Linked DNA regions of Mus musculus: all the other regions are linked to region 2. Evidence: chromatin loops called from intact Hi-C (ENCODE). Cell type or tissue: left cerebral cortex. All regions are shown on one strand. Each heading gives the region's core, and the rest is flanking DNA. Links, peaks and the distances in the headings are about the cores only. Region 1 overlaps Dock3 (dedicator of cyto-kinesis 3). Region 2 holds the start of Hemk1 (HemK methyltransferase family member 1). Region 3 holds the start of Dock3 (dedicator of cyto-kinesis 3).

Evidence for each region. Peaks named below come from ENCODE experiments on the same cell type or tissue, not always from the same donor. Only the 100,000 strongest peaks of a DNase experiment are listed, where the experiment ranks them.
Region 1: a loop joins it to region 2, with 4 times the contacts of the local background. A loop is called at or near these places in 13 of 42 quality-filtered maps.
Region 3: it touches region 2 in a loop (2.7-fold over the local background); 15 of 42 quality-filtered maps call a loop at or near these places.

Annotation. Positions count from the first base shown.
Region 1 is chr9:106,898,809-106,909,336 of GRCm38, reverse strand. It overlaps Dock3 (dedicator of cyto-kinesis 3), which reads left to right. Exons shown (of 53, transcript NM_153413.2): 47 at 800-921; 48 at 1,969-2,107; 49 at 2,557-2,704; 50 at 7,448-7,566; 51 at 8,543-8,630. Among named protein-coding and RNA genes, the nearest start is that of Manf, 12 kb to the right of the region's middle. In left cerebral cortex, for the core only: CTCF peaks have their summits at 2,905 (motif pointing right) and 5,422 (motif pointing left); DNase peaks (open chromatin) are centred at 5,406, 6,965 and 7,444; H3K27ac peaks cover 1,859 bases.
Region 2 is chr9:107,331,237-107,341,764 of GRCm38, reverse strand. It overlaps Hemk1 (HemK methyltransferase family member 1), which reads left to right and starts at 3,415. Exons shown (of 11, transcript NM_133984.2): 1 at 3,415-3,484; 2 at 4,387-4,764; 3 at 5,102-5,193; 4 at 5,493-5,586; 5 at 10,186-10,320. The coding sequence starts at 4,534. It overlaps 6430571L13Rik (RIKEN cDNA 6430571L13 gene), which reads right to left and starts at 1,125. Exons shown (of 6, transcript NM_175486.3): 1 at 977-1,125; 2 at 348-454. In left cerebral cortex, for the core only: CTCF peaks have their summits at 3,374, 5,661 (motif pointing right) and 6,563; DNase peaks (open chromatin) are centred at 1,285, 2,739, 3,320 and 5,658; H3K4me3 peaks cover 2,669 bases; H3K27ac peaks cover 2,036 bases.
Region 3 is chr9:107,229,057-107,239,584 of GRCm38, reverse strand. Dock3 (dedicator of cyto-kinesis 3) reads left to right here and starts at 7,676. Exons shown (of 53, transcript NM_153413.2): 1 at 7,676-8,113. The coding sequence starts at 8,077. In left cerebral cortex, for the core only: a CTCF peak has its summit at 8,282 (motif pointing right); DNase peaks (open chromatin) are centred at 4,115, 7,682 and 8,271; H3K4me3 peaks cover 2,044 bases; H3K27ac peaks cover 3,170 bases.

The DNA.
Region 1 (10,528 bases), core at 807-8,806, 430 kb after region 2:
TCAGATCACTACAACAAAGGCACAAAGTACTTGTCCATGTGCATCCAGGTCCATACTGTGACATTACAGAAACAGTTTAACACTATGCCTGCTTTGGAAGAAGAAAGGGGAAAATGTGCTACTCTCAGTCCAGCTCAGAAACATACACAGCAGACAAGAGCCTTTGTCCATCATATATTATGAAAGCCTTGAGGAAAACCTGGAAAATTGTCTCAGAGACAGAGACCAATATATTTTCTGTCACTCAGTGGGAAGTTAGATTAGCCGTTGCTGCCAAGAAGTCTGCGTACTTAGTAAGAATTTAATTATGCTGAAATAGAGCTGTGCTGCTTTCGGTTACTTACATCAGCACTTTGTTTCCTGTTTCCCTATAGACTGTGCCACAGGAAACTTAGCAGGTCAGTAAGAGCTGGGCCATTCAGCAATCCAATAAAATCCAGCACCAGCTCTTATGTAAGCGTCTGCACTGACTGACAGCTGACTCCTCCCTCCCAGCTATTGCTCTGTGTGCTCTGACCTAAGAAAGCCTGTTAACACTCCCCTGGAAACACAGATTCACTTCAGCCTGTTCTAGATGCGTCTCTCTTAGTGGAGTTTACCTGGAGCTCAATAGCATCTGGTCTAGGCTCCAGTATGCTTAGGGGAGTATTTAGTAATGAAGGTCATATTGTCCAGAAGAAACCAAAAGTATATCATATGATTCTCTTTTTGTTTGTCTATTTGTTTTACATTTTTACCAGCAGACAACTTATCTCTCCTACCTTTATTTATCTATGAACAAACATTCCTTTCTCAACAGGAGTTTCCAGGTTTGGATAAGCTAAGTCCTGCATGTTCAGGCACCAGCACCCCACGGGGAAATGTTCTGGCATCCCATAGCCCCATGAGCCCTGAGAACATCAAGATGACCCACAGGCACAGGTATGGCATTAGGGCTGGGAAGGTTCCCTCCAGAGAGAGAAGACTGGGGTGCAGGATTCCTGAGCATTGGCAGGGGCCAGGGCTTGCTCAGCATGGGCCTTGTTCACGTGTACCTTTGGATAGGATTCCAAAGAGAATGAGGATTGTTGATTTTTTTTAAAGATTTATTTATTTATTATATGTAAGTACACTGTAGCTGTCTTCAGACACTCCAGAAGAGGGCATCAGATTTCGTTACAGATGGTTGTGATCCACCATGTGGTTGCTGGGATTTGAACTCCGAACCTTCAGAAGAGCAGTCGGCACTCTTAACCACTGAGCCATCTCACCAGCCCCTGTTGATTGTTTTTAAGGAAGGGAATAATGACAGTGGTGTGGCATTTAAGCAATGACTGAACAGTCTCAAGTGGGAATACTCAAAGCCTTTATGACAGGAAGCCAGCTTTAGGAGAGAAATTTACTGCAATGAATTTCTCTCTTAGATTCGTTTATTTTCCAGCATGCAGCTCAATAGAGTGGCTACTCAGCTAATGAGAAGAGGAACAAATGAAGAGGGCCTGCTAGTGTTGGTAGAGGAAAGTTGTTGGGATACTTGTAACCATAGATAGTTTACATCTGTCTCTTTTGATAGTATCTTCATATCAGTAAGTTGCCTCTGCTCTCAGAACAGATCTTAAAATAGTGTATGCTGGGTTAGGCAATGTTCAGACTAACATTCCATAGAAAGAGTATAGGATCCTGGACTTGACTTGTCATTTCTGTCTCTCATTCCTCCTGATAAACTGCTAGTGCTTTCATTCTGAATGGCTGTAATCCATTTAACTCTAAAGAGATTGCACTAGCATAAGCCTTCTCAGGCCAGTGACAGAGTGAGGCTCAGAACTCCTCTAGGCCTCAGACAGGTGTGAACATTGGCTATAGAATCCTGCGAACAAGTGCTGGCTTGGGTTACGTGTCAGTTTCATGCATCTGTCCTTTCCTCCTACTGCCTACCATGCTTTCTTAGCTATTGCCTGATTCCTTCCTATTTCCTGTTCTTGATCACAGCCCCATGAACTTGATGGGCACAGGCCGCCATTCCTCATCCTCTCTCTCCTCACATGCATCTAGTGAAGCAGGAAACATGATGATGATGGGTGACAACTCTATGGGTGAAGCTCCTGAAGACCTCTACCACCACATGCAGGTACCTGAGCTATGCAAGAATGAGCAGGGTACCACGGCTAGAGGACTCGCCTTTCTGGAGTCTCCATAGCTAGCAAGGCTGCCTTCTTTCTCTAAACCACCCCAAGTCTTAGTTCCCATGCCGCATTTTTCAGACCTATCTCCTCTTATGAATTGCATGGCCAAGATCTTCTGCCAAATTAGTGTCCTATTTGGCAATCCTGATAGCTAAGCCCTCCTTTCTTCTCCATGTACAGCACAATAGAGCCAACGCAACTGTCTTGCTCCATGTGGATGGTGTGGATTGTCCTTAGCGCACACCATCAGTGCAGCCTCCAGCCTGGTCCGCAGTAAAGGATCTGTCACTTGGCCTGGGTCTTCTAGGACATGAGTGCATGAGCCAGCTCTCTCTGTCTCTGCCAGGGTTACAGCACTGAGCTCTCAGACGTACTCATCTCTATTCCTTTGCAGCTTGCATATCACAACCCCAGGTACCAGGGCTCAGTCACCAACGTCTCTGTTCTGTCCTCGTCCCAGGCAAGCCCTTCTTCCTCCAGCCTGAGTTCTACACATTCAGCTCCGTCCCAGATGATCACCTCTGCCCCTTCCAGCACCCGAGGTAAGGATGGCAGGATGCTGCTTGCTGAAGGAGAACACAAAGCTTTGTGAACTCTATTTCTCTTCCTTTCATCTGGCTTTGTGTCTTTGAGAGTGGCCTTGTTGTCGCCAAAGGACACTGAATTCCTTTTGTAGATTCATAAAGAAGGTCTTTTTTTAAAGATTTACTTATGTATTATATATAAGTACACTGTAGCTGTCTTCAGACACACCAGAAGAGGGCACTGGATCCCATTACGGATGGTTGTGAGCCACCATGTGGTTGCTGGGATTTGAACTCAGGACCTCTGGAAGAGCAGTCAGTGCTCTTAACCAATGAGCCATCTCTCCAGCCTGATAAAGAAGTTTTTGAAGTTAGAGAAAAATAACAAGGCAGGCAAGCTGGAATTCTCACCAGCAGCCTGGAGGAGAGATGTGGAAGAAGGAAAGAGAGAGTTAAACTTTTCTGAGTTAGAAGTCAAAAAAGCAGGTAGGTTCAGCAATATAAATCTACAAGAAGCTACAAGGAGTGAAAATCTTTGGGAAAGATGGGAACGGAACGGACATTCCCAGAGTGTCGGGATAAGGTTTAGAATTGGGTAGATGTCGAGGAAAGTGAAATGAAGAGAGGAGAGAGGGAGGTTTTTAGTTGAATGAAAAGTAACAAGGGTGTATTAGAAGACAAGAGACTGCGCAGCTGATGCCTTTGTGATTTGGGGAGGGGATTTTTGTTTGGGGTTTTTGTTGTTGTTTTGAGATAAATTCTCACTATGTAGTCCCTACCTGGTGTGGAACTCAATGTATAGACCAGGACTACTGGAAATTACAGAAATCCACCTGCCTCTGCCTCCCAAATGCTGGGGTTCAGGAAGTGCCACCATGCTTGTCCTCCTTGTACAGTTTTTATTGATGGGTACAAAATCTCCTTCCTAAGGGGAGGCCATAGACAAGGCCTTGAGTGTACAAGCAGTTCTCCACCTTTCATACCCACTAAGGAGGGAAAAAAATCTAAGTTTGGATTAGCCTGTGGCTAGCTCAGAGTTGTTCTGGGTAGTCTAAATTTAGGGCACACCTAAAGGTTAAAAACAACCTGCATTTACTATTGTCAGTTTTACCTTCTAGATTTCTTAGCTTCTAGATTTCTTAGGCCAGTAATAAATAAACAATAGCATATATTACTGTCAGTTTTCCTTTTGGCTTTGTTTGGGGCCAGTTTGGAGCCCTTGTTACTGAATTAGGTCTAACCTTAGATACAGCCAGCTTGTGGACCATCATCACTCACTAAAGGGCCATGAAGGCTAGCACCTGGAAATGTTTCCAGTCGTGTGTAAAATCTGTCTCCTTTTTTTTTTAAAGATTTATTAATTAATTATATGTAAGTATACTGTAGCTGTCTTCAGACACCCTAGAAGAGGGCATCAGATCTCATTACAGATGGTTGTGAGCCATCATGTGGTTGCTGGGATTTGAACTCATGACCTTCAGAAGAGCAGTCGGCACTCTTAACCCCTGAGCCATCTCTCCAGCCCCCTGTCTCCTTTTAATCGCCTTTAATTCCATGTCTACCGGAGTATTTACTTATCACTGATCGTATTTGTCACAAGGACTCAGGCATTGATATTTATATACCTTAAATAATGCCTGAAAAGTGATGCCTGCTTAGGGACTGTTCATTTTCTCTCTCTGTCTCTCTGTCTCTCTCTCTGTGTCTCTCTCTCTGTCTCTCTCTCTGTCTCTCTGTCTCTCTCTCTCTGTGTGTCTCTGTCTCTGTCTCTGTCTCTGTCTCTGTCTCTCTCTCTCTCTCTCTCTCTCTCTCTCTCTCTCTCTGCCTACCAGCCCCACCTTCGGGTTAGAAATGCTTGTATTTTCAGCACCCAGGCTTGCAGGATTGGGTCACCTCTCCCTAGCTGACTTTAGATCCTGCGCTGGCAGTTTTTTCTGCCATGCTTCCACTTGGTAGCCAGAATTGGGTTTCTGTGTCAGTAAAGGGACAGGACCCAGGAGAAAACCCAGTTCTTTCCCACTGAGATGCTTGCCATGCAAAGTGGTCTGATCTGTCAACCAGTCACTGGCTATTGATTTCAGACTTCAGAAGGATGAGTTCTTTTTCTTCTAATTATTTTGTATACAAAGAAAGACAGTATAAACATATAACATTAAGGAAGGGCTCTTTCAATGTATACAAACCTGTGAGACCCTCAGCAGACAAAATGGAAAGAGCTGATGTAGTATGTCCTGGTGGAAAGGTGCAGTGACCAGCCTGGAAAACCTTGACAAAGTGAGGAGAAGTGGGTAAGGTTACAGCAGAGCAGTCACAGGCTAATTTAATCACCTTTGGCTGTGCTCTGCTCAGATGGTTGTGAGCCATCATGTGGTTGCTGGGATTTGAACTCATGACCTTCAGAAGAGCAGTTCAGGGAGGAGGTGAATGCTGAATTGGGGCTACATGTCTTGACACTCACCAGTCCTCTAATGATGGAGGTACTCTTGGCAAACAAGGCAGTGAGTGGTCTGCTCATTCATTAATGTCTTCTTGTCACTGGTAAGTGAAGGAAAAAGCTTCCTTAAATCAGGTCTAGAGTGCAATCCTCCTCCTCACTCCTACATCATAAGATCATTGTCCTTCCTTGACACCCATTGACACCCTGTGCTATGGTTCCTGTAACTGTGGAAATCTGTAAGACCAGAGGCCTGCAAAGTACAGTCTTATTCTTGTAAGTCCGTGGCTCCCCCTGGTGATCAAAAGGCAGAATAAGCCAGTGAAATAGATGTGTAATCCAGTGGACTAGGACCCAACTTGCCTAAGGGTTTTTGGAGTGCACCTGAAGCAATTCAAAAGTCCTATGAATGGACAAGCCCTTATGGTATTTAAATGTCTTAACATTAACATCACCCTTGTCCCACCAAGGGATGGCTGCCTAGGGCAGAGACAAGTGAGTCAGCTGAATTGAAGAAAATTAATGTACAGTCATCCTTTGTTCTGTCACAAGAGGGGCACCACAGTTGGGAGGTAAGTCCTCAGCAGAGCTCCTAGACCTTCGGGAGGATGTTGCTCCATCACAGCCCCAGCGTGGATCAAGGCGTAGATGCACAGTTGGCATCATGAGCCGTGTTTTGACTGAGCTGATGTCAAAGTGATGTTTATTTTTTGACCTTTTTGGATAGTCACATTCAGAGATGTCCAAAGAGCTCAGTCTCTCAGCTGGGAAGGCAGGAGAAAAAAACAGTGGGGTTTGGAGCTTCCCCACCCCCCTTTTTTCTTTTCTTTAAACATCTATCTTCTTGAGATTATTAAAAACAAGATGAAAATCAGTAAAGCCACAAAACAAGAAGTTTAATTTCTTTAAATAACCATACTTTATACATTCCCTTATCAGTGTAGGCCATTGTAAAAGATAAGTCCTAAAGCCTGCCTAGAGGTTCTCTCAGGACTGCAACAGAAAAAGTAACAAAAATAACTGAAAAAGGATACTTGCTGGTATTTACACAGACTTTTTGGACTACAATGGACAGGAGGATTTTTCAAGGACTCATGCAGTGAGCTGGCTGAAGACCTGGGTTTGCTTTGCTTGGATATTGTTACAGTGCTGGCACCACAGGCTCAGGAAAGGCCAGGTGATGGTGGGTTTCAGGGACTCAGAGCCTGCCTAGGATCTGCAAAGACACCTGTCCGCTGAAGCCAGTGGGCTAGTCTCCACTACCCAGCTTCTCAGAGCTGAATCAGCCAGAAGCATTGGGGTCCAGATGACTTTGCCATGAAGGGACTGGTGGGTAGTCTGTTGTCTGATTCAATAAAGTATGTATTTGCAGAACTGTTCATATTACCCCATCACAGGAAAGCTAGCACATTATCTTACTGCTTCTATAGAAAGTTTTCTTAAGAACCACAGATGAGAAGATCCTCAGTGCTCTACCTCAGCTAGAGTCACTGCAGTGTCTTCATAGAAAAGGTCATGAAGCTGGGTAGTGGTAGTACACATCCTTGATCCCAGCACTTGGGAGGCAGACACAGGCAGATCTCAAGTTTGAGGCCAGCCTGGTGTACAGATCGAGTTCCAGGACAGCCAGATCTGTTAACAGAGAAACTGTCTGGAGAAAACCAACAACACAAAAAGAGCCTAGTATAAGTCCCTTAACTTCTTGATTAGTTCCATGCTTATCAAGGGAAGTAGGCAAGGGTCAAACCCGCCTATGTGCAGGGGCCTGCACTTCCAGCTAGACTGGCTTTAAGAACTGCAATAGGCAGAGCTCCAACAGATAGGCAGAACCAAGGTTCTGGGAGCCTACCATCTGGAAGGGATATGCCTAAAAGGAAGCCAGCAGAAAATAGAATCACTGGTGTTTGAAGAAGGTAAGTGTGTGTCAAGTCAGAACATTGTGATTGTTATTTCAAGTGTCTCTTGTCCTTGTTTTATGGCTCTGTCACAAGCTGGCCTTGGCTCCCACCCGGAACCTCTAGAAGATGCTAGTGTCCAGACCACACCTCTGCCCTTAGAGCACAAGGTTCAGAAACCCCAGGAACTCTGCGCCAGGCTTCAGCTCTCCTTACCCTTTCCCTCTGGGTATGATGGTAGCCTCTGTCAGCCAAGATATCAAGGACAGCTTCACCATCCAGCACTAAGTACGCTTCACTCCTCTCGTGCTCTGCTGAGTTAGTTCATTCCTTACTGTGAGGGACACCTACCCTGGTCCTAAGGATGCGTGGCCACTGAGCCTTCCATCTGTGGTTTGTCATCTGTTCGTGATTGTTCTCACTTGGTTACAGGCTCTCCCTCTCTGCCAGATAAGTACCGACATGCCCGGGAAATGATGTTGCTGTTGCCTACACATCGGGACCGCCCAAGCAGTGCCATGTATCCAGCAGCCATCCTAGAGAATGGACAGGTAGCAGACCTAGCCTGACTGACTGTCCTCTGCTACAAGTGTGTTGGCTTGGGCTCCTTCATTGCATTTGCTAAACCTTTGCACAGTCTTGCATGCCTCCCTCATTCTTCTGTAAGAAGGCTGTTGGATTGCGACTCCTGTTTTGAGGAGGACAGTGAATCTGAGGGCCAGAAATCAAGGCAGTGCAGGTATGAGGCAACAGAGTTGAGGCTAGACTTGCTTGGGTATCTATCCAAACCTCTGGCCAGCTTTCTGGACTACTCATTCCCCATTGCTCTGGCATAAGAGGTTGGCTTTTATAACATCTTGAGAAAGCTGTAGTAAGCAATGGTATGAAGATGTCTTTGTGACTTGCTAAGGTTGCCCCTAAAACTTAGTTCTGTAGACACCCTGCTTGGACCAGCAAGTAACACTTGACCCTGTGCAGTTTACCCCTGCCTTTCTCTTCCAAGCCCATAACTGCCCTAGGCCTAAAGTGCCAGGAGTTTCTCAGTGGCACCTCTCTGCCAGCAGAAGTCAGATCTGATGGGAGGAGCCGCTCAGCAGAGCAATGGTACCTGCCAGACTCCAGGTTTGGCTGCTGCTTTCTCTCCCCTTAGTGCTAACCTGGATCTGGGTGGGGCTCTCCAAGAGTTAAGACCTATCAGTGCTCGGGAGGCAGACAGGGAATTTAAACCTTTCTGTCAGTGGTCTCTCTGGCAAACAGAAAGATGTGATAGTAAAATAATGGAAGGCACCTATGTCCTGCACAAGACAACCTGGGTGATGTCTCAAGTATCCATGGAAATGCTCGGATCCAAATATACCTGGACTGTTGCAACAGACTTCCTAGGGCTGGTGTGGAGCTCTTGGCACATCTCAGCATGAGCCCTCTTACTGCTTTGATATCCTCATGTGAGCTTAGGCCGTCCTGCCTCCTGCCTCCCACAATGTAGCTGGCTGTTTTCACACTCTGATATTTTTCTCCTTCCCTCAGCCACCAAACTTCCAGCGGGCCCTGTTCCAGCAAGTAGTTGGAGCCTGTAAACCCTGCAGTGACCCCAATCTGTCTATGGCTGAAAAAGGTACTTTCCCCACTCTAGGAACTCTCTCTTGTGTGTCCCATCTTGAGTGTCTGACTCTTGTTCCTGAGTTACAAACTGTCCAGTCCTGAGCCACAACCCAATGCCTTGGTCTGTCTACCTAGACATAGTGCTAACCAGTTCCTTGGTCCACTGTTTAGACCACACCTGGCATGGATCCTGTTTGTCTATCTGTATATCTCCCTCTCTCCAGGGCCACCCTCATAGAGGCCCAACTGCCATCTGCCTTGAGGTATTCATTGTAACTCAGGCTGCTGTGGGCATCACTCCCCACGTTCTTCCTGCTGGCTTCTAGAATTTAGTACCTAATGCTCCCTTTGGGGCATCAGAAACTCCTTGGAGCTCAGAACGGACTGTGGCCAATGAAATCCCCAAAAGAATGGAAAAGATATACTACAGTGAATTTCCCAAAAGTAAGTTCCCACATGGAAAGCTCTGAGTGCTTCAGTCAAGTCCAGTCATTCCTTAGCCACTCCGGCCAGTGACTACTGGGTCCATCTGTGCAACACCATGCAATTGAGAAACTCTCCCTAAAACTGCAGCTTTTCAGATGCTGACATGTTACCTTGTGCTCCTCAGGCTGACATAAGAACCAGCATCTAACCTCTATGACCTTGAGCTGAAGCCCCAGACACCTGAATTTGTTTTAGTACAGCAATACCTAAATAGGGACCAGGCTGAGCTTGTCTGCCAACTAGAACCTAGCCCCATAGTTCTCTCCTCTCCTCCATCTGTTGTGCTCGGTGCATATTCACTTCCTAGCAGTCTAGTGTGTTGTCCCTTAGCCCCCTCAGACCCTGTCCCTTCATCCTGTTGTCATTGCACCTGCTCACCAAGTGCTGTCTGCTGTCCCTGCTGCCATTGCTTCCTCTCAATTATCATAGAAGACAAAGTGTGTCCTTTTTAAGGGGTCAAACACTAGGTCCAAATCCTTGGTTCCTAGTGAGCATTAGTGCCTGATGATCAGCCACAAAGAGCCTACTGAAGATGCCTTCCTAACCTCAAGGCCACACATCCCAAGGAAGTGGCTTCTTGGATTTCTGCACTAATGACCTAAAAACAATGGGCCTTTTTGGCCTAGGAGGCCAGAACCCACAATGGGTTTTCTTCACCTCAGATGCAGCTCAATCTCAAAACTAGCCAAGAGTAACACAGCTCAGACCAGGTCAGACCAGGATGCCACATCAGCTGGAAACAGAAGAGCTTCAGGCCTCAAGCCATACTGCAGCAAGGAGCTGGACATGACCACCCTAGGTATATGAGGGAAAGTGTCTCCAAACAAAAGCTGAGCCCAGAGCTATCACATCCAAACCACAAGGTGAACACTTAGTGCCAGTAAATTAGACAGTTTCCCATTAGTAATACCTAGGCCAGAGTAACTCCCAGGTCCCTGTCCTAGGTCCCCTTAGAAACCTACCTCTCACCTGTAGGTTTTTTCCTTTGGCAGTCACTCCCAGACAAGTCTGCCCTCTAGCCAGGGACTGGGTACTGGAGACTTCAGGCCAATGCTGTAGATCTGTTAATACTGATACATGACAGGACACAGTGGGTATTGCTCTTCTACTAGGATAAATCATTCTCTTGGCCACTCTACATGGCGAAGGTCCACTGACCTCACTGCAGATTTATGGCTTCTGGTTGACATGGGATGACTCACTCAGACACCATCTTAAATCCATCCTTCCTGTCATTCTGCCCCACAGTGCTCCTGATCTCAAGCTCCTCTGCACTCTTGGGGTCCTTTTACAACCTGCAGTTCTCTCAGGAGTCAGGGACACAGCTGCAGTTAGATTGTCAGGTCCTTTTGGAGAAGCTTCAGAGTCATCTCTAAGCTGCTGCTTCCCTGAGATCTGTGGCTTTCATTATAAATGCCATCCCTT
Region 2 (10,528 bases), core at 802-8,801:
TTGTAGGGTTAATGGTATATCAGAATGAACCAGTCCCCAGTGGGGTGTGGAGGGAAGAACTTAGATGAGCACAGAAGGCATCCAATAAATGTTCCAAATCCCCATCACTACCACCAACAACCCAGGAGGAGTTAGACACAGCAGTCCCTGGTCCTAGTCAGCTGTGAGACCCATGCTATGGTTGGGACTAGGATGGGGCTGGTGTAGAGACACCAAGAGGCAGGAAGGGTAGACCGAGCTAGATCTTCTGGCAAGGAAGTTGGCAGGGGTGATCCTTGGGCTACCTCCTTTACTCGTAGATGTAAGGCACGGAGTTACATCTTCAGAGGCACTGATGAAATACTCACTTTGAAACACCTATTTCCCTCCGGAGGATGGAAGATCACCCAGCCTCTGTGGGTCTTGGGTAAAGCAGAGTGGGAATGAGTCCTAGCAGTGCTGCAGAGGGGCAGACCTAGAAAGAGAAAGAATTTCTAGCCTATGGCTACATATATGTTTCTCTGTGCGTCTCATAGGTGTACATGGGATGCCTCCTCTTGCAGGTGTGCACATACGTATGAGCGGTGTGCACATATCGTTCATGGTCCCTTAGGAAGGAGCAAAGCTGGCAGAGGGTCATGCATGGAGTAGACGCATTCCTTTCTGTCCTCTCCAGCTTGGCTCAGCAAGAAGTCTCAGGTTCTCTTCTGGGCTCTGTCACTGATCCCAGCCATGACCTTGGACCAGACCCTTAACTTGCTCTGAGTCTGTTTATTACTGGCAAAAAAAGGAGAGAAGCCACCCTGCCGAGTATTTTATTGGCTTGTCTCGGGGGTCCAAAGGGGAAGGGAAGAACACCGGGGTAAAAGTGGTGTGCACCGCGACCTCCAAGAAGCTATCGAGTCTCTTAGTCCTCCCTATCTCAATCCCCACGCCCGCCTCCACGACCCTGTGGTTTCTCCATTCTTGCTCAGAAGCAGCCGATCTCAGCACTTACTTAATCCTCTCCGGTGCGCCGAGCTCAGTCTGAGAAGCTAAGGTTGGTAGTGACCCGCAGGAGGCGTGGGCGGGGGAACACCCAGGCCCGGGCGTTGGGGGCGACAGGTCCCGACTCAAGGTCCGCCTTGCGTGCGCGCAGGATCAGCTAGTATTAGCCTGCGCTGGCTGACAACCTGAGCTGGGGTGGGCTGGGTCCGGACCACGGAGGGGGTGGGGCTGGGATGAGCAGCCTCGGGGGATCCCCAGGAGCCGGAGTGCCTTGCCTCCTGCCCCCCCCAGCGCCTCCGGACCCTGATTGGCTGCTTCGCCTAAAGCTCGATCAGCATTGGCTCACTCGCCTGTCGCTCAGATATAGCTCTGCTCCCAGCGGGAGCTTGGACCTGAAACCGGACAGCTAAAAGAGATTCTCTCTGAGAATACCTCTGACCCTGATGGCCTGCCGGAAGTTAGGCAGAGGACCGTAGGTAGCCAGGTCCTTTCTGGGTCAGAATTCTGACTCCTGGACACCTCCACCCGCACTGGGGCAGACTTGTAAGCCGCAAAAATCATAGGTACAGAGATTTGGTGAGAGCACCACCAGACCTGGAATATTTGAAACCTAAAATGAATTCAGTTTGATCTTCTATTGAATTTATGACCTTGAACAGCAAACTGCTTCTCTTCTTTTGTCTCAGTTTCCTGCCTATATAGGAACTCTGGTGTTTTGGAACAAGGGCGGTTTTTGGTAAGTGACTCCTGGAGACTTCAGTCCAGAGATGTTGAGATGGAATTATCTGTGTGATAGCCCACCTATTCCTCTCATAATAGTTTTCATCCACAGCAAAATTCATCTCAGGACAGAAGTACCGATTTCCTATACCCAAGAGCTGTATCCCCAACCATTTAAAACTACCCTCACCCCATCCCCTAAACAGACTGTGTGTAACCCAGGATGGCCCGATACTTATTATGTTGCCCAGGTTAGTCTTGAACCAAGGCAATCCTCCACCTCCTGGGTGCTTGGGTTTTAATTTTTAATTAATTAGTTTCATGTGTGAGGATGTTTTGTCTGCACACGTATCTGTACACTACATATGTGTCTGGTGTTCAAGGAAGCCAGAAGAGGGCATTGGATCCTCTGGTACTGGAGTTACAGACTGCTGTTAGCCTCCTTGTAGGTGCTCAAAATTGAACCTGGGTCCTTTGGAAAAGCAGCCAGTGCTCTTAACCACTGAGGCATTTCTCCAGACCCCCTTGTACTGGGACTTATAGGTGTGCACCAGTACACCCAACTCCCAGCCCCTCTCCCTTTTTACTCAAGTATTTTATTTTTTACTTTTTTGAAGCAGGATTTCATGTAGCCCAGTCTGGCCTTAAAAGATGAGTTTCTGGTTTCCCTGCCTCCACCTGCTGAAAACTAGGATTTATAAGTATTACCAAACCCCATTTGTGGGCATCAAACCCAGAGTTGTGTGACTGTTAGGTGAGCACATCAATTGAGCTACCCCGTGAACTATTTATTTTTGAATATTTTATGTTATTTCTTAAAATTATAAGTATGTATGTTTGGATGGGTATGTGTACATGGGTGCTTGGAATTGAAACCCAGTTCTCTGCAAGAGCAGTATGTGTTCCTAACCGCTGAGCCATCTCTTCAAGGTCCCGTCCCACCTTTTAAATTTTGAGACAGATTTTTACTAAATTACTCAGGATGGCTTTGAATGTATGGTCCTCCTGCGTCAGCTTCTCCAGAAGCTGTGATTACGTGCCTGCACAACCAGGTCTTGCTATGAATATTACAAAAGATACAACTAAAGCCTAGAAGGTCTGGGCATTTAAACAAAGTTAAACAACGAGCTGCCAACAGAATCAGGATGTAAATCCAGTTTTCCAGTATTCGCTGTTTTGCTATCTGCTCCAAATTCTATGTGCGTGTGAGGTCAGGAGGGTCCTTAGAAACTGGGTCCCTTTCCGAAAACAGAGACTGCCCCCAAACACTGAAACCCAGTCACACGCTGCTAGACCTATCTTACAAGCAGTTAGAACAACGCACCCACCTCCCGCCCCCCAAAATCTGGCTCTCAAGCCCAGCACACGTGGGTGACACCCTCGCGGTTTGTTTTTTGCCCACACTCCGCCCCAGCTGGATATGTAAACGTTTGCTTCAAGCAATCACCGCAGGCTGGAGCCATATCTCTGTTGAGACCTTAAGGAAGACTAGTGGGTCTGGGACCCAGCAGAGCATCTCTCACATTCCTGTACTTCCCCTTAGGGGGGCTGCAGATGCTGGCCAGTTGAGCCTCCTCAGCATCCCACAGTCTTCAAAGGAAAATCCGGCCACTTTAGGAACCCTAGACCAAGGAGACGCGGTTCACCGGAGCCCTTTCTCAACAGCACCGAGGCGGAAGCAAGGCGCCGAGGGAGTGCACTACAGGTTACGCACATCCGGGGTGGGGTGGGGGGGCGCTAACCCTGGGTCAATTTTCTGGTACTTGTGTGTGGGCCGGGCGAGCGTGCATGCCCTCTGGTAGGTATGCACCAGAGCAGGAGATCCGGATGGGAAATGCATGGCCGCAACGTTGATTTTGAGACAGGGATGGCCCTCTCCCTCGCTTTCAGGGGTGGAGAGAGGGCGCGCTTATATCGTTGATAATGTGTTTGCGGATCTGGGATGGACGCTGTGTCGAGGCTTGGAGATTTGGTTCCTTCCGTAGCTGGGTACTGGTGGACCCAGTTGCGTCAGGAATCTAGCAGAACCGGATTTGTGTTCTGCCCGGGGTATTTTATACCTGAGTTACCGTGGGCAAGTTGCTTTCCTCTTCTGGAGCCCTGTCTGAGAGGATGTGGCAGTTAGCAGGTTCTCGCAAATCTTAGTTTGGACCTTACTTAGTTTGGAAGTAGAGGGGACCACAGATTTTATGTTTTCAGATAACTTGTTTATGCTAACTTAAGCGTAACATTGTTCATTATGGGTTAAAATAGAGGCAACGTTTCAGCTTCTAAACAATAAGGAATGTCACAAGCCAAGCTCCCAAGCACGGCAGTCTCCTGCCATCTGTTAGTGAGTCCCAAGGGTCTTCCAGGCCCCTGATAGTCGTTGGTCAAGGCACCACTCTCCAGAAAGCTAGTGTTATTTATTTCTCCCACATTAGGAGCAAACTGGAAGTCAGAAACAACGGCTCAACTGCACTCACTCACACTGGGGTCTGACATAGGTCTAACCTACTCCCAAACCTACACCTTGACTCTTAACAGGACAGAGCCCTGCCAGTTCAACCTACCTATGCTAAAAATAACAAAACGTTACTGGCCAAGACAAGAAGGAGTCAGATAGCTGGCTGGGGATATGAATATAGTCCAGGAGGCGACAGACTAAAAAGCACACCCTTTCCTGGCACATTTTGAGTCTTTTTCCACATCCTTCTTTAGGGTAGCAGAAACATCTGAGAAACAAAACAGAGAACTGGAACCCATGACTGATTCTTCACCCAGCCCAGCCCAGGGATCACCCTGAGCCCCTACCTCAGTGCAGATAGCACAAGAGAGACTCAGGCACTTGGAAGCCTTTCTCCAAGAATGAAGCTCTGGGGACAAATACTTTGGACCCTTCTATCTGTTCCCCGAGGAAGGAGGGGAGTCCTCCAGGGCTGGGCCTTCAACTCATGGAAGACTTATTCATCCCTGACTGGGCCGTTGAGTGCCACAGGGATGGTTAATCACTGGACACGGGTCTTTGAGGAAAGAGGTATCCCAGAGGCCCGGGAATCCAGTGAGTACATCGTGGCTCATGTCCTCGGAGCCAAAACAGTTAAGTGTAATGTTAGGGAGGACAGGGAGAGGGAGGAGGGAACTCTCTGGGGAATAGATAGTGAAAGGGGGGTTGTTTTATTTGTTTTTATTTTGTTTGGTTTTAATTTTTGCCTCAATCGGGCTGCTTAATTGAGTCGGGTGGGATTTTGCTGAACAAATGTTTCAGGCAGACATGTATTCATTCATCCAACAAACTACTGCAGTGTGTTCCAGGTACTGTGTGTTCCGGGATGATTAAGTGGCTAGTGTTGAGTTGACAGACATTGTCCACACAAACCTGGGTGTGTGTCCCTAGACCAAGGGAGCCAGCCACTCACATTCTCCATGGGAACAGTTTCAGAGCCTGAAACCAGCACTTTGGACCAAGCCACTGACCCCTCAACAATTGGAATGCATCCAGGAGCTATGTGGCCGTAGATTACAGAGGTAAGCACCCATGGACCGATCCGAGGACTCTACAGAGATCCATCTTTCACCGGTTCCACCAAATTATGGCCAGGGAGGAGTAAAGTGTCTGAGGTCGAGAGGGATCTGTTGGGGTAAGGAGGTAGGAGGAGAGGGACTGGTGTTGTAAATTGAAAGAAGGGAAAGGCTAGTCTGTTTGTCCTAGGGTACTGCAGTCAGGACCCTGCTGAATAGCCTTAGCTACATTAGTCCTCAGTTGAGCTCTGGCCTTATTCATCCTGGTCCTGGTCCTGATGACTCCCTGGATACTCCTCCTGCAGGATGCCGGTGCAGTATATCCTTGGGGAGTGGGACTTTCAGGGGCTCAGTCTGAAGATGGTACCCCCAGTGTTCATCCCTCGGCCAGAGACAGAAGTGAGTATCTCACTAAGACAGGATGAAGATGAGAAAAAGGTTCAAGGCACCCGTCTTGCTCCAGACTTCCTCCAGGGGGCGCTCGGGCCCCATGGCTGCCATTCACAGCACCTTTCACACATAAGTCTTGCTGGCTAGGTTGACTGAGCCATGATTGAGGATCCTTCTTGCCCCCTCCCTTTGACTCTCTTTAAATTCCAAACCTCTGCCCCAGCCTCAGTGACCAGAAGTGACAGAGAATGGTTCAAGTAGTGCTCAACTTACTGTGTTCATTAGAAGCTATCCTATGGGCCCATGGCAGACTCAACCCATGGGAAATAAGTGGCCTTCAGCAACTTAGAGGGCATGGAGGAAATAGGAGGGGCTCTGCTGGAGGCCTGGCATGAGCAGTGTGGACTTACAGGTGATTGCTGTCTACTCTGGACTCAGATGATGGACTGTCAGGCCTTGCTGTCTGTGACTTGGTGGTCTGGTCAGGTGATTGCTTGTGTCAGTCCCTCAGATGACTAGAACTGGTGGTTGTGTGGCCCATGCGTGCTGCCCCTTGGGGACACACCCTGATCTTTGAGAGATGTTTTTCTGTTTTTCTTGGATTTCCCCTGACTTTGTTGATGGCAGAGCTGAAAGCTGGAAAGTAGACTCTGGGGTAAAGTGGGGTTGCATGAGGGGATGCTGAGAAAAATCAGAGGGCACTAGACTCTGAAAAAGATTGATTTCTGGAAAGATATCCTGGCTCATAAACATTCGTGGGAAAAGTCTGTCCCCTTCCACCTTTACTGGGTGTGGCCTTTGAGCTGCCTGCGTTTCATCCTTTTAATCTCCATCCCTTGATCGTGAACCCTCTGATCTGTCTGAAGAGATGGCTTAGTGCTTAAGAGCACTGACTTCTCTACCAAAGGACCCAGGTTCAATTCTCAGAACCCACACAGTGGTTTACGACCATTTCTAACTACAGTCCCATAGGATCCAATGCCCTCTTTGGCCTTTCTAGGTACTGCATGCACATACATACAGGAAAGATACTATATACACATTAAAAAAACAAAACCAAAAAGCCAAATCTGTTGATCCCCTGGTTTACCCCCTTACCGTGTGGCAGGACTGGGAGAAGTCACAGGGTTGTCAAGGAAGGGGACCCACAGGCAGCTCCTGAACTTTCTGACTCTATCCTATTTAGAACTGGCATGACCTAGGCCAGGGACAGATACTCTAAGCATGATGTGGCCTGTCATCTTCAGGCTTTTAGGAGATTGCCCGGTAGCTTCTTCCAAATATGTGACCATGGTCAGGAGATCACTTGCCATCCTCGGATACTGTTAAGGTTCAGAACATAGAGGGACAGCTATCATGGGACAGCTATCATGGGACAGCTATCATGGTGGCCTTTGCATCCCTTGGAGCTGACCTGGTATCTGAGTGTGGGGTGTGGGCTTTCAGCTCCTGTGTGACCCACCCACTTGAAGTGGGCCTGGGCCAGGAAGGCAGCTTTGCTGCCGGAGTAGGGGGGAGTGAGGATGCTGTGGTTGGCTGGGAGGCCAGGTCTGCCTCACTGTACAGACATTTCTGAGAACTCATCAGGTTTGCCCCCAGGGGAAGCCACATCAGACGGGAGTGCTTTACTAAGAAATCAAGAGGACGTGGCCTGTGGTAGGGAGTGGAGAGAAGGGACTCAGGGGAGTGGGGTCACAGAGTCTGGAGTCTCTGTCCATCAAAGGGCGGTTTTTGATGATGGGTGTGAAAGTCTGAAGTGCAGAATTGCAAGTGGCTTGCGGCCTGATGAGTTTGGTTTTCCCTAGGAGGTGAGAGGGTGGTGAGGCCTCCGGTGTGGTGATATATACAGTGGGAAGCCCGAGGTCCGGGTGGGAGCCATTCCATCTCCATCTGGTGCTGTGTGACTGTGTGGCCTGGGAGAGGCTCAGTGCTGTAACTGTTTTAGGGAGTCAGCCCAGCAGGGATAGGATCCTAACACAGGGTGTGCATGCCCTTGTATCCTGCTGAGACCGCAGGGCCACCTCTGTAGGAACTGTGCAGTCCCATTTGGAGCAGTGGCCCCAGGGAAAGCCACCAACTGCCCATTCCCTGTCTCTGTCCTATATTTCTCTTCTGTCATACCATGTTTTGAATTCTTGCTGGATTCAGCTGGAACAGATGACCTGGGTCTGTGGCTAGCTTGGCTCAGAGCCAACAGCTTTAGGTAGAGGAAAGGTCTTCACTGCATAAGAAAGAACTTTCTAGACTTCCTGGATGTGGTCTCAACATAGCTAGTTCCCACACAGTCACCAGATGGGCCTCCAATGAAGTGAGCTTTCCATGGTCTGTGGTAAAAGGAAAGAAAGAAGCCACCGTCTGTCAGCCTCACACCCTGCCCCAGCTGGCCATTTACATAGATGGTGTGTGTGTGTGTGTCTGAGGTCAGGGATGCCTCTGTGAGGTGGCTAGCCAGCGTGGGCTGGCTGAGGGGTCATCCTCCAGCCAGAGTGGGCCATTTGTGGCCAGGAAACCCGTAGAAACTTACACCCCTAACACAGGCTGTCATTTTTCTGCCTTTCAGCCTGCTGCCTGTCCCACAGCCTCTCAGTCACAGCCCTAGATTACAAGTTCTTCGCTGATCATAAGCCCAGCTTGCTGCACACACCCAAGTGTTCTCCACTCCCGGCACAGGACTGAACCAAGTTTTCTCTCCCATGGCAGTAGCTCTTTAGTACCAAAGGGACCTGACACAGGGAGGGCTGGTCCAGCTCTTCAGCTTCTCTCTGCCTGGGACTTGTTTCCTTTGGTGTGAATGAACATCGCCACCGAGATTCGGGCCCTAGAAGGCCGAATGCTTTTTTGGGGACTCAGCTTTCAAAGGAAAGCAGGCTTGGGTGACCTGGTGCTATTTGCTCCCCTAGACCTGGCTGATGGGCCAACCCCAAGATCTTCTCATGATTTAATGTGACAAGAGAGGCAAACCCAGTCCTAAATCTTCATGCAGGTTAGAGATCCTTGGGTTATAGAGATGCAACTGGTCTGACAGAAATGAAGATGTTCTGAAGAGACAGATGTGTCCCTCATTCCATCAGACTATTGAAACGGGACCCCAAAGAAGTAGGAATGTCCAGAGAAATCTCATGCACTAGTCAGAGGGAGAGCTTGCCTCCCACCAAGAGAGACACCACAGCTCTCACCTGAGAGCATGAGAAGGCTGAAACCCAGATAACAGGGTCAGTGTGGGCAGGCCCACACCGTAGCCTGGACCGCTCGGCTGCGCACATCCTTGCCTGCCACTTAAATCTTGATCTCACTTCAGGACTAAAGACAGCCTTGAAGGGTTTGTGGATCTCTCTGTCCTTCTTCTCAGTGTAGCCATGTTGAATAAATCTCCTTTCTTCCATCTCCCCCCTCCCCACCCCCACCTTCTGCTTTCTACTTTTAACCTGGCTCTTTTTGTTGACTTATTGAGGATGGGTGTCTAAGTCTGATTTGGGGCACAGTTTGTAACCTCCAGGTGTGATAACAGACACCTCACAGGGGCTTACTTCTTCAAAGTGGATCTCACCTGCTGCTTTCCTCCCAGTTTCCTGAGCCTTGAAGGGGCCTCTGCTCATATCCAGGGGATTGTCTTTGAGAAGAGACCACGCTGCCCTCTCCCTGCTACATGCTTGGATTCCCTACTGTTCTCTGGGTAAAAACATTTCAGCCGTGGGGCAGCAGCCACCTTCAGCCTTCACTCCCAGCTCCCCCAGTGACGATGACCACGTACAGCCTGTGTGGGCAGCGGACCTCAAGCTCTCTGCATTCATGCTGATGGTGTCTAAAGTGTTCCCTCTGGATGTCCTGGGTACCATCCAGACAGGCTCTTACCACATGGTGCTTCATTACCATGTTCAGTTTGTGCCACAGCCACCTGCAAGACTTGGGCAGGGCTGTGTCCCTGCCCTACTAAGAGAATTGCTTGTCCTTTGGGCCTAGGAATCTCCTGGGAACTTTTCACCCTCAGCTCTGTGAGAAAGCTGAGGACACACCAGCCACCTCTGTTTTATTTCTATTTTCCCCCATGGTACTGGGGTGGAACCCAGGGCCTCACACATCTAGGCAGTGCTCTACATCTGAATATAGTCTCAACTCCAAGCCTGGTTCTTGACCACTGTGAACCACAGTTCAGACGCCAGGTAGGGCCATGACCCTTGAGTGTTAGTGTCTATATGAGCCAGTGCTGAGGAACCAACAGGTTAATATAGGCTCTAGAAGCAGGGCCAGACCTAGGGAGACTGGGTGTCAAATAGGGCTCCCAGCATTTCTGTGAGTATAAAATGGGAAGATGTCTGGAAGGCACCGGTGGGGTGTATTGTGCGTGTAGTTGCCGATGATAGATCAGGTCTGTGCTTCTGATTACTATTTACTATGTTTCTAAGAGGAGTACTCAGTTGTGCAAATGGGTAAACTGAGGCACGGAGGGACAGAATGACCCACCCAGGGTCCCTGCTGATGTGAAGATCATTTGGCTTTGGCTCTCCCCCACCTGTCTTCAGTAGGAGCCAACTGCTTGGACTTCCTTGTAGAGGCTCCTCAGGAGCTAAGATGATCAGCACCTAGTCTGATCGACCCTCTTCCTTCCAGGAACTGGTTGAATGGGTTTTAGAGGAAGTGGCCCAGAGGCCCCATGCAGTGAGAGCCCAGGATGGTCCCCTCATTCTGGAGGTGGGCTGTGGATCAGGAGCCATTACTCTCAGCCTGCTGAGCCAGCTCCCCAAGGTAGGCTGTCTCTGCATCCCTCTACCATGCCTTGAGCCATTGAGATGGTCCCTTCTGGTATTCTGTCCCCCACATCCCTCTGTAAGAAGCATTGAGGGAAAGTGGCCATATAAGGAAGATGTGCCCAGCCCAGCATGATCACAGCCTCTAACTTCCATCCTTCTCCATCTGGCTAGAGTCTGACCACAGGAAAACTTTGTTATGTATT
Region 3 (10,528 bases), core at 1,093-9,092, 100 kb after region 2:
GTTTTGAGGGCTTCATTTCTCTATTGATGACGGCCTAGTTATACAAGCAGAACTCATGGGAATAGGTTAGGAAGCTTCCACGAGGGTGCAGGAAATGAGGACACTGTTGTCCTTGCACTAGAATGGGGGGGGGAGCACCCAAATGAGAGGTGGCCTAACTCACAATTGTGTCAAGAGCGTCCCAAGCCTTTATTGGATGCTAGTCACCCAAGGCACAGGGGAACGACATGGTTTTCATTGGTCAGGGATTCATGGACAAAGCCAGATTACCGATTCTGCTGCTCCACTGGCTGCTGCTTTCTAGAGGAATCTGAGCCCTCACAGGGCTTGGAGCCCACCTGCTAATGCCTGGATTCCAGAGCTGTGGGTGCACACACATCATTGCACCATGGAGAGTCAGAAAAAGATCTCTCTAAAAATAACCACCGAGGAATATTTAATTTGATAGCAAGACTGTGACTAATCCATGAAACAGAGAGTCTGTGTGACAAGACACAGTACAATAATGGGGCGAAATTCATGTTTGACCTTTAAGCAAGTGAAAAATGAAACATATCTATGCCTCAGCTGCCGAGGACCCTGTGGTTGTAGGGAGAGTGACTATGTGCAGGGGATTTGATGGTCATAGAGAACGGACGGCATTTATAGATCTCGAGGGTGTTGTATCATGGAAATAGAATGGGGAAATCAATACTTTGGGTGTTAAATAGAGAGAGGAGGCTAGTGCTCCGCCAAGTGCTAGTAGCTGTGGATAGCCCAGCTGAACAGGAGGGCCCAAACTAGTTCTCTCAGCCTGGCTTGGTAGGAAGACAGCTGCTACAAATTCGAGGAGACGCAGTATTTCTGGGTCGAACACAGGGGAGAGGAGTAAGATTCCAATGTTGAATGAACTTTTACCCTGTGCCATGCTCTGTGGTGAGAATTTTATCGGCATTATCTGCATCTCTGGTATTGAAGGCATTATGACTTTCACTTGCTGGAGGTAACTGGGTTCAGAGAGGTCCAATTGCTTGCCTAGGGTCACACAGCCTGAAAGTGTCCAGAGTTGAATGTGAGTCTAGTTTGGAGTCTAGAGCCTTAGCTCTATTCTTTCTTGCAAAATTACCTGAAATATGAAGCAAGGTTAGAGGTGGGCTACAGTGACTGGGGCAGGGGGCAGGAGGATGAGTGCAGGAGAGGTTTTTAGCAAGGCCATTCCCTAATGAGTTCTCAGAGCATCCTGGCACAGCACGTTGGTAGACCGATATTACTTCTCTGATTGTTTTATAATTCATGACTGTGCATAATAAATTCTGATCCGTCGCCCTCAATGCTAATTGAAGAATCCTCTCGATTTCTCTAGTTTCTTTTCTTTAGTGGCAACAGGGTGAATACTGTTTCTGTTGCTCTCTGGGTCAGGACCTTGCATTTTCTAAGCACATATTCAAGATCTATTATCATGTAACAGTCTTTCAACTTTGCATTTTTTTGTTTGTTTGTTTCTTTGTTTGTTTCCACTCTCTAAAGAATGTTTCTCAAGGAAAGAATTAGCAATGGTCTCTGGCTTTCAGGCTCAGTTGTTTCCTAGTATGCTCAGTGATTCTTTCCACAGACCCTTAGCACACGCAGAGTTGTAGGAAGACAAATGGCTAACTCTGCAACTGAAGCCGTGAGTCCCTGGACTCTTCTGCAGCTCTGTAGATGAGGCTGTGTAGGAAGGTATGCTGCCCTTTCCTTCTGAGCCTGGGAAATGAGAGCTGGAGACTGTGCAGGTGGGCTCGCTCGAGGATAAAGGAGGGATTGGCTCGGGGAAGAGAGAGAAACCTGGGTGAAGGGAGGCCCTAGGTGATTTTATAGTTAGTCTTTCTTGGGTGCTCAGAAAATTAGGAACTGTGCAAAGTAAGCTCTGTGCTCAGTACTCAAATGGATGGGCCCATTCCTAGACTCTTCCTGAATGCAATCAGGACTTCTAAAAGGGTCCTGTCTTACTCATATGTCTCAGGAGGGCTTGTTAGGGCCTGACAATGGCTAAAACACAACGTCACAAGACCCCCCAGGGTCCTAAGATCCGGCTCCACCTCTTATTCCAGACATATCTGTTCCCACTCTCCACTTGCCTGCTTTCAGATCACATCCTAGGTACATTAAGCAATTTTTTTTTATTAGACCCACCTCCCTGGTGCTCCTTCTGTCTAGAATGCTTTCTCTTTTATTTGGCTGATCCTTGTGCTTCATTAGGCTCCAATTTAAATACCATTCCTCCAGGAAGTCTTCCCTGACTTGCAAAGTTCATCAGGTCCCTGACTGATGCGCCTTCCTTCCTACATTAGTTTTATGTTTCTGATTAGAGATTTGCTTATGGGATAACTGGTTTAATTTCTCTTTCCCATGAAAGATCATAAACCATATGATGAAAAAGACCATGAACATCTTCTGTCTCAACCCTCACCCATAATAGGTTCTCAATACATTTTTAGTGAAGGAATGCTGCAAAAATTTCACATCCAATGTGAAAAGTCAAGGAACCCAAGTTCCCTTCTTAGTCCTAGTTTCATAGCAATTCAGATGCTGGGTAGATAGGGCTGTACCAAGCAAAGAGGCTTTGTTTTGCACTTCAGTGAGTTGGTGAATGCATTGCAATTGGTTGCTTTTTATGTATAGAGAAATTACCTCTGTCCTGATTTGCAATATCTGTGCTATTTTGGGCTGTTTTTCTCTTTTGGGTCTATTTGTATTAGAGCAATAATTTTACCATTTGGCTACACAGAGGCTCAATTAATATTACAGATATGGTCCCATAAAATTCACTGCTTGACATTAGAACGTTTTGTTGATAATTACTCTCCAAGGTTTTTAATTTCAATCCCTCCTTGGTGACTTAGTATAGAAATTCAAGGGCAAAGTTATTTCCCCCAAGAGGAAGGAGAACTAAGCAATGCCAAGTTTCTATCTGTTTGCCCTTCCTTCTGGGGGTATCTCACTTTGTAGTCTCTTTCTGCTCATTTCTTTATCCACAAAACAATAAGCAAATGAAGGCTTTATTGAAACAAAGAAGATATATGTTTCTGAGATAAAATGAGAGCCTTCTTTGACTGATGTATCTATCCAATGGATAGTGATCTTTACTGAGTGCCTACTATGTGTGACATCCTCTTGTCAGGCAGTGAGGGTGAAACAGTTAAGGGCATCATGTTACTGTCTCCAAGTAGCTCAGTGTTTGGTGCGCCAAGAAGCACTCTAGATTGCCAGGCACATTTGGATGTGTCTTGGGGGTGTTCCTCACGGTGGGACCGGATAATTACAGCCCACACCGAAATGCCCTATCCACCCCTCAGGGATGAAGTCAGAAGAGCCTTGGCTCTTCCTCACTTGAAGATACCGGCTAACTGCAAAGAAGCTGAATTTTAATAATATTTTGAATGGGTTGATTAAATAGGAACAGATGGTTAAAGTTTGTCATTTTAGGAAAAATAATGAAATATTGCACTGCTTATTCTGCTTCTCTTTCACACTCTTCTCCATTCCCTCCCCACCGCATAGATCTTCATTGCAAAAAAAACTCAAGGCAAAATGCTAATGATGCTTTTTTTAGTCACTGTAGGTCTCCTTACCCAAAAGGACCCCGATTTGGGTGGCTATCTCTGTGTGGCTGGGTTAGCCCTTTGTTCCTGGGCTGCCTCAGAGTAAGCTTCTTACAAGGTGTCGGTTTTGGTGGGAAAATGGCTACCTTAGGTGTTTTTTTTTTTTTTTTTTCTCCATTAGGAAAACTAGCTCTGCACGTAGTTTAGCAACCAGAGGAGGCTCGCACCCTGAGGGTAGCAGCAAAGCAGAGGTTAATTGAGTCTCTCTAGTCCTTTGCTTCAGGGCTTTGTGTAGGTAAAAGCTCTGACTACAGGTTCCTCCTGGTCAAGGGAAGGCAGGGTGATGCTGCTTCTGTTGCCTGCCTTCTATTTGGGTTTGCCTCTATGCCAAACACATTTCTCTGAAGTTTTCTTACCATTCTGTTGAGACAGTGCAGCATAAGAGATCAACTGCCGGGAGGGAGAAATGAGTGCTGCTTTTCACTGCTACCAGCAGCTCTTGGGAGAATGAGCATCGTGTGCCACATACCCACAGCTTGCCGACTTCAGTAGGGAGAGCCTCCAGAATGCTCCTGGATAAACATCATCTTTGTGGCCACACATTGTTTTATGAGCTGAGTCATCAGGCTGGCTGGCTCCTTAAATGCTGCTGTCTGAATCTTCAGGCAGAAGGAAATGACAAGGCGTGGAGTCCAAGCTGACAGAACTTTATAGAGGGTCAGTCTCATCTGCCAAAGGTGATGACGGATTTGCCATTAAGGAGTTTGCTCATGATGAAAGGATTATTGATCGACGGAGGGAATATGATGCTTTTCTGCATTTCTTATACATTATTTAGGAAATGTTTCATTATAGCTACTTTTAATAGCCACGAGTATTAAGGGGTTTCCTGCTGAAAATCTGATTCCTTCCTCAGTCATCAAGTTGCAATTTATCACTTAATGAGGTAAAGCCAAAAGGAAGGGTGGCAGGATGGGCCAAAACTGTTTGCAGACTTTCTTGCTTCTTAAACTGTTCTACCATGTTTATCTTTTATAAAGCTGTTCAGTAAGATGTCTCTCAATTAAAATTGATCTTCTTATAATGGGTAAATTTCTTCTGTTTAATGTGAGCTTTGTGATTGCTGGTTCTCTTTTTCAGCCTAATTTTATTATGGTTTCAGTAGATGTTTAGGGAGGGTGCTCACTGAAGAGTGTATGTGAAATTTTCATTAGGTGTCAGGTGCAATATTAGCCTCTGTGCGTGGGGTAAACTAAATGAAATCCTTGCCACTGAAGAATAAAATGCATTGCTGTCAATGTGCCAAGCAGACACACTCCATCTTTTAGAGTAAGGTGGAGGAGTAAGTGGTGGAGGGAAGAGAGGCCCTGATGGTAGAGAAAAACTTTCTTTCACGGAGGGGCAGCTGGGGAGTCTTCTTGGAGAAAGTGGTCCTGAGACAATCCTTGGAGGGTGAGAATGACCCACAAGTTCCAAGTGAGAAAGGTTTTGTGGGTTGTGGATATTGCTCACAAAAGCCCATCAGATCAAGACACGGGGGATGCCAATATTTGGAATTCAGATAGCCCTGGAGGGTTCTAGGAGAGCTTGTTAGGTGATAAGCTTAGAAATTAGATCTTGAGGGGCCGAGAATCAAATAAATTACATTGACATCAAAGGACCTGGGGTGCACAGTTCTCTTTTTGAAGTCAGATGGAGATAAGTGGAAGAGGAGTCGGTGAGGCTACTGACAAGCGGGTCTTCCTGGGGTGGTAGGAACCTGTGGAGCAGGGCAGGCTGGAAATGGGAGACAGAGGCTTCCAAAGCAAGAGCAAGAGCCCGGCTGGGTACTACTGGCAGGGATACAACAAACTGGGTAACAAGAAGGAGGAAGTCAGTGAGGATTCTGAGTTTTCAGATGCAAGCGTTGTGTGTTGGGGGTTGTCAAGTGGACTAAGAGCCCGAGGAAGGGAGGGCTTGGATCACATGCTATGGGGACATCACATGCTATGGGGACATCACATGCTATGGGGACATCACAGGTTCACAGTTCTGCTGAGGTCTGACTCTCCACAACATGCTGTGTCCTTTCGTGTTATTCCAAGAAAACGACCTAAATTTAGTGCAAACAGCTAAATCAAACGAGTCCAGACCATAACCAAATGTCTCCTTCATCCTCCTTGGCCCCCTTTCTTCTCTTGTCACTTGTTGGAATTAGTGTTCTCTGACCTCAGAGCTGAGATGGGCGGCAGTACAGTGGATTGTCTCTGTTGGGAAATGGGCACAAACGTTGGGAAAACCAGACCTTAGGCTCTGTAACCGCCATCATGTATACCAGCCAAGGGATGGAAGTAGTGGATGAAATGAGTTTCATGGGTGTTCAGAAGACCTGTGTTGCTTGGCTGTGCTGGCTGGTCAGAGCTCTCTGGAGAGAGCTTCATGGGAACATGGCTCCATTCTGTGGAACGCCCTTCATGACTACCATCGGACTGAGGTCCATGTCCCTGGAAGAACTAGCTAAATAAACCAGGGCATCTCTGTTGTCTTGCTTTTGGTTCCTGATCCCCCTTCTACTCTCATAGTGTATCTGATTATTGAGAAATTAAATTGTTCACAGAACAGACACTTTCTGGGGAGGACTGGCAGCCTTCATAGGTAGATGAAAGAGTCCATAGACCATGAGGTGGTGGCTATAGTCCAGGTGAGGATGAGGACGGTCAGGATACTTTGGAGAAGGAATTCACAAAGTCTGGCAATTATTAAGATATTTATTTTTAAATAATAAAAAAAGATGCCTATATGTAGCCCAGGCTGGCCTCCCCAGGCTGGATTCTTTTGCCTCACCTTTCACAGTGGTATAATTACAAGTGAGTGTCACTTGCATCAGAATAGTCTTATTTTAGCCCTGCTTTTCAATTAATGGCCATGAACTCACTGTTGAGTTGGGTGGAGTCTGAGAGGCCAGAAGGATGACTTTAGCCTAAAGCTTGACTGTGTGGGTCTATACGCTGACAGTCCTATGGGAGAAAGATTAGAGTTCTTGGATACAAATGGATACCTGAAATCTCAGCCAAAAGAAGAGGCTGGAGAAAATGGTGTTGGCTACTGCTCTCCCAGGAGACCTCTCTCTCTCTCTCTCTCTCTCTCTCTCTCTCTCTCTCTCTCTCCACACACACACACACACTTTAGAATAAAGCACAATAAAAATGTCACCATGTTGACTGCTGTACTAGTTTAGGCTTCCTGGATCCTGGACTAGAGATGCTGAGATGGGCTTTGAAGAATAAGACATCCAAGAGCGATAGCGAGGTATACAGTGCTGGTGACAAGAGATGTTTGGATATATGCTGGGTCTAAATATAGAGTCCAGAAGTTCCCAGTCTTTGCTCAGTAGTTGACAGTAGCGGGTCATAAGGTAATGTTGGTAGCTATCAGAGCGAATGAATTCTTAGGAGATGGAGGAATAAAGTTCTAGGAGGGAGTCAGACCTCAGGATGGCTGGAGGTGAAGACCTATGTCCCGCAGAGGCGGTGGCATAGGTCTGGGGTACACAACTAGATATAATTGGGAAAGGAAAGACTTCTTGAACATGAAGGCCGCTAAGCTTGTTCAGGCCACACACACACACCACAGCAGCCAAGTCAACAAAAGAACTCAGGAGGTGTTAGAAGCCTTGGCCTATATGCGGCATCCTAGGAGCCCAAGAACCCCCTGCACATCACTCAGTTCCTTTGAAGCGATGATCCCATTCTGCCAGCTTCTCCCTCCCGTTACTCCCTGAGCCCCGGGATGGCAGAAGAGGACCTTTCAGAGGATGTGGCTGTGATAGCAATGTGACAACGACATGAGTTTAATAACGATGTCCCCATTTTTACTGGTTCTCCTCTCTCTGACAAGAGGTGGAGCGGCCATCTCAGTACGCCTGGCATGAGACACCGTGGCCTTCCTCACGCAGGACCACGACCCCGTTCTGCGGTAGCTGCAGCCAAAGGCTCTGTTGGGGGGGGGGCGGAGGGAGTTGGCCTCCCGGGCCGGGCTATCCAATCCCTTCTCGCAGATTTCCCTCCGCTGGCCCGCAGCGGCGTCTCGTGGATTCGCGCGCGGGCTCGGGCGGGCGGCGCGAGCCCGGGTATTGCGAGCCCCCGCGCGCCAGGGAGCGGCGCATGCGCGGGCGTCCCGCGAGCCCGCTGAGGCGATCCGAGCCGCGGCGGCGCCGGGAAGCCAGCGACGGAGCTGTGAGGGACCGAACGGCGGCGCGGGGACGGTGGAGACGGACAGGTGGTGAGCCCTCGCCCGCGTCGCCAGGGGCTCCTCGGCCGCCCGTGGAGTCTCGCGGTCGGTCAGGACGTGGCATCCGGCGGTGGCGGTGGCATCCCGGACGGCCTGTGAGGGATGCGCCGCCTACTGCCCCGCGCCGCCTGACCGCCCCCGCCTTGCCTCGCGGTGCGCCACAGCCGGGCCCGCGGCCGCCCCTGCGGCCGTCCCCTGCGAGCTGTCACCCAGCCGCCGCGCCCGCGGGGCTGCGCCCGGCCCGGCCATGTGGACCCCCACGGAGGAGGAGAAATACGGCGTAGGTAGGTGAGGCTGGGGCCTGGCAGCGGCGGGGGCTCGGGGGCACGTGCCCAAGTCCCGGGCCCCGCCTCGATTGCTGCTGCCCCGGCTCCTCCGCCCCTGCCCGCACACTGTGCGGCCTCGGCGCGGGGCGGGTGCGGTACCAGCGCGGGGATGGGCCCGGGGCTCTGGGTGCGGGAGGGCGGCAGGGGGCGCTGGCGGTGCGGCCTCAGCAGGTGCGGCGGGCGGGCGGGCGGGCGGGCGAGCGGGAGGGGCCGCAAGGCCGGGGCAGTTGCGGGAGGTTTGTGATGTGAGGCGCTGGACAGTTTACCCAGGAAGATGCATCTTCAGCAGTCAAAACCTTGATTTTAGTGAATTTCTGCACCAAGGTTGATGAGCCCGATGGTTGTTTATTTTCCGATTGGAAGCTTACAAAAAAGGATGCAAAACGTTGACCTCATTCGCTCAGTCTAAAATGATGCAGATCTTTATTTTGCTTTAAGGGTTAGAAATAGTTCCTCTACTACTGTGGGAATTGTTTTGGACATACATCATTGTTAAAGTTTAGTGCATTTTGCTGACATTTTTTAAAAAAACAAATCTGTTTTCAAATGAGAACGATACTCCTTAGTTTCTTCTTAAACTGTTAGGTGAAACTCCCGAAGGTTAACGATTTCTTTTAATATTCCATTTCTTTAAAAAAAAATTCAGTTTTTAAGGGACTGAGTGTTTTATCTTTACAATGTTAGTATTTCGTGGCCAGCCACTTTACATCATTGTAAATAACCTATTGGATTTGGTTACAAATATTTAAAATGTGGAGTGTGCAGGGTTTTTTGTTCTTAGCTTGTAATGGAAAATTTTAGAAAATGTATAGGAAGTATATTGCTTAAAGGCAAATTATTATTTCAATCAATGCAACAGTTCTAACAGCATTTCCTTAATAATTCATTATAAAGAAACTTTGTAAACCGCAGTGGTTTTGTAAAGTGCAATCGTTTTGTAATACCATCAGGCAAGGTATGTAAAAATACTGTTTATAGTAGAGGGGCCCTCTATCTTCTTCTGAAAACTAACATTCTAAAGTTTATAATTAGCTATGCTACAGAGGACCTGGTAAAAGACCCCAAGTTCTAGAGTCTTTTGAAAAGGAATTAGGAAATGGTGCACAGGCCAGGATTCACCCCTAGGGACTCTTTTACCTTTTCTATTTAAAGCATTCCTTGAATACTAAGTTGCTACTGTGAAATGAGGAGTTGATGGTTCTTCTGCTATCAGAACTACTTAATTAGAATAACAAACAATCAGTGTGAAAGTGGTCAGCTGTCCAGTGGTACTTGATAAATTTTTCCCTTCTGGGGAGGAACTCTCAAGTAATGCTGATAGTGGGATTCAGAGTGCTGGCTTCTTTTTTACTGGTGCTTTGGGAAAATTATGTAAATAATTTTCTTAATGTGTAAATGAGGGCTCGTGTTAACATATCTTACAGGGTTGTGAAAACCAAACAAGTACACACTAAGTAGTTTGTAAATGTTAATCTCCCCATTAATACTTAGACAGTGATGACACTATATAATGGTGTGTTAGTTCTGAGTCTGGTAATTCAAAGCAATCAGATGGAATGAGATTAGCTTTAGAAAAAATTGTCATTCCCTGCAGAGGAGCATAGGATTGCATACACCTTAGATCTTAAATGGCCTGTTGTTACTCTGACGATAGTTTCTTTGTAGCTGTGGTCTGGTATAATTTTGATGCTTTCTTTCTTTCTTTCTTTCTTTCTTTCTTTCTTTCTTTCTTTCTTTCTTTCTTTCTTTCTTTCTTTCTCCTCTTCTTCTTCTTCTTCTTCTTCTTCTTCTTCTTCTTCTTCTTCTTCTTCTTCTTCTTCTTCTTCTTCTTCTATAAAAAAGCAACTACTGGATATTTCTCTAACAGTTTTTTCCAACTGTCATTTCCTATTATGGTCTAAAAGTTTTTGTTTAAATTGCTTAAAACTCCGGACTTCCTCCCCTCCATAAACTTAGGGGCCGCACTCCTAGGTGTTTTCTAAAAATCTAATTCAATCTGTAAGATATGTTCAATATTGTACTTAATAATGATAAAAAGGCAATACAATTAATTTTTAAATTAGTTTTCCATTTGTTTGATTTCAAGCTAAGGACTAGCTTGAAAGTTTAACTATTACCACTGTTTCTATAAGAAAATGTTTTGAGTTCAGCTTTCTAAAAGTAAACATTCATGTATTTGTTGGTGTGGAGAATGGGTGTACCCATACTATGACATGCAGGTGGAGGTCATAAAACACCTTGAGGAGTTTGGGGTTTTTCCCCTTTACTGTGTGTGTTTTGGGGATTGAACTCAGGTCATCAGACTTGCTGGCAGGTGACTTAGCCCACTGAGCCATCTCACTGAATTTAACAGAGATTTAGTTTCTAAAGGTC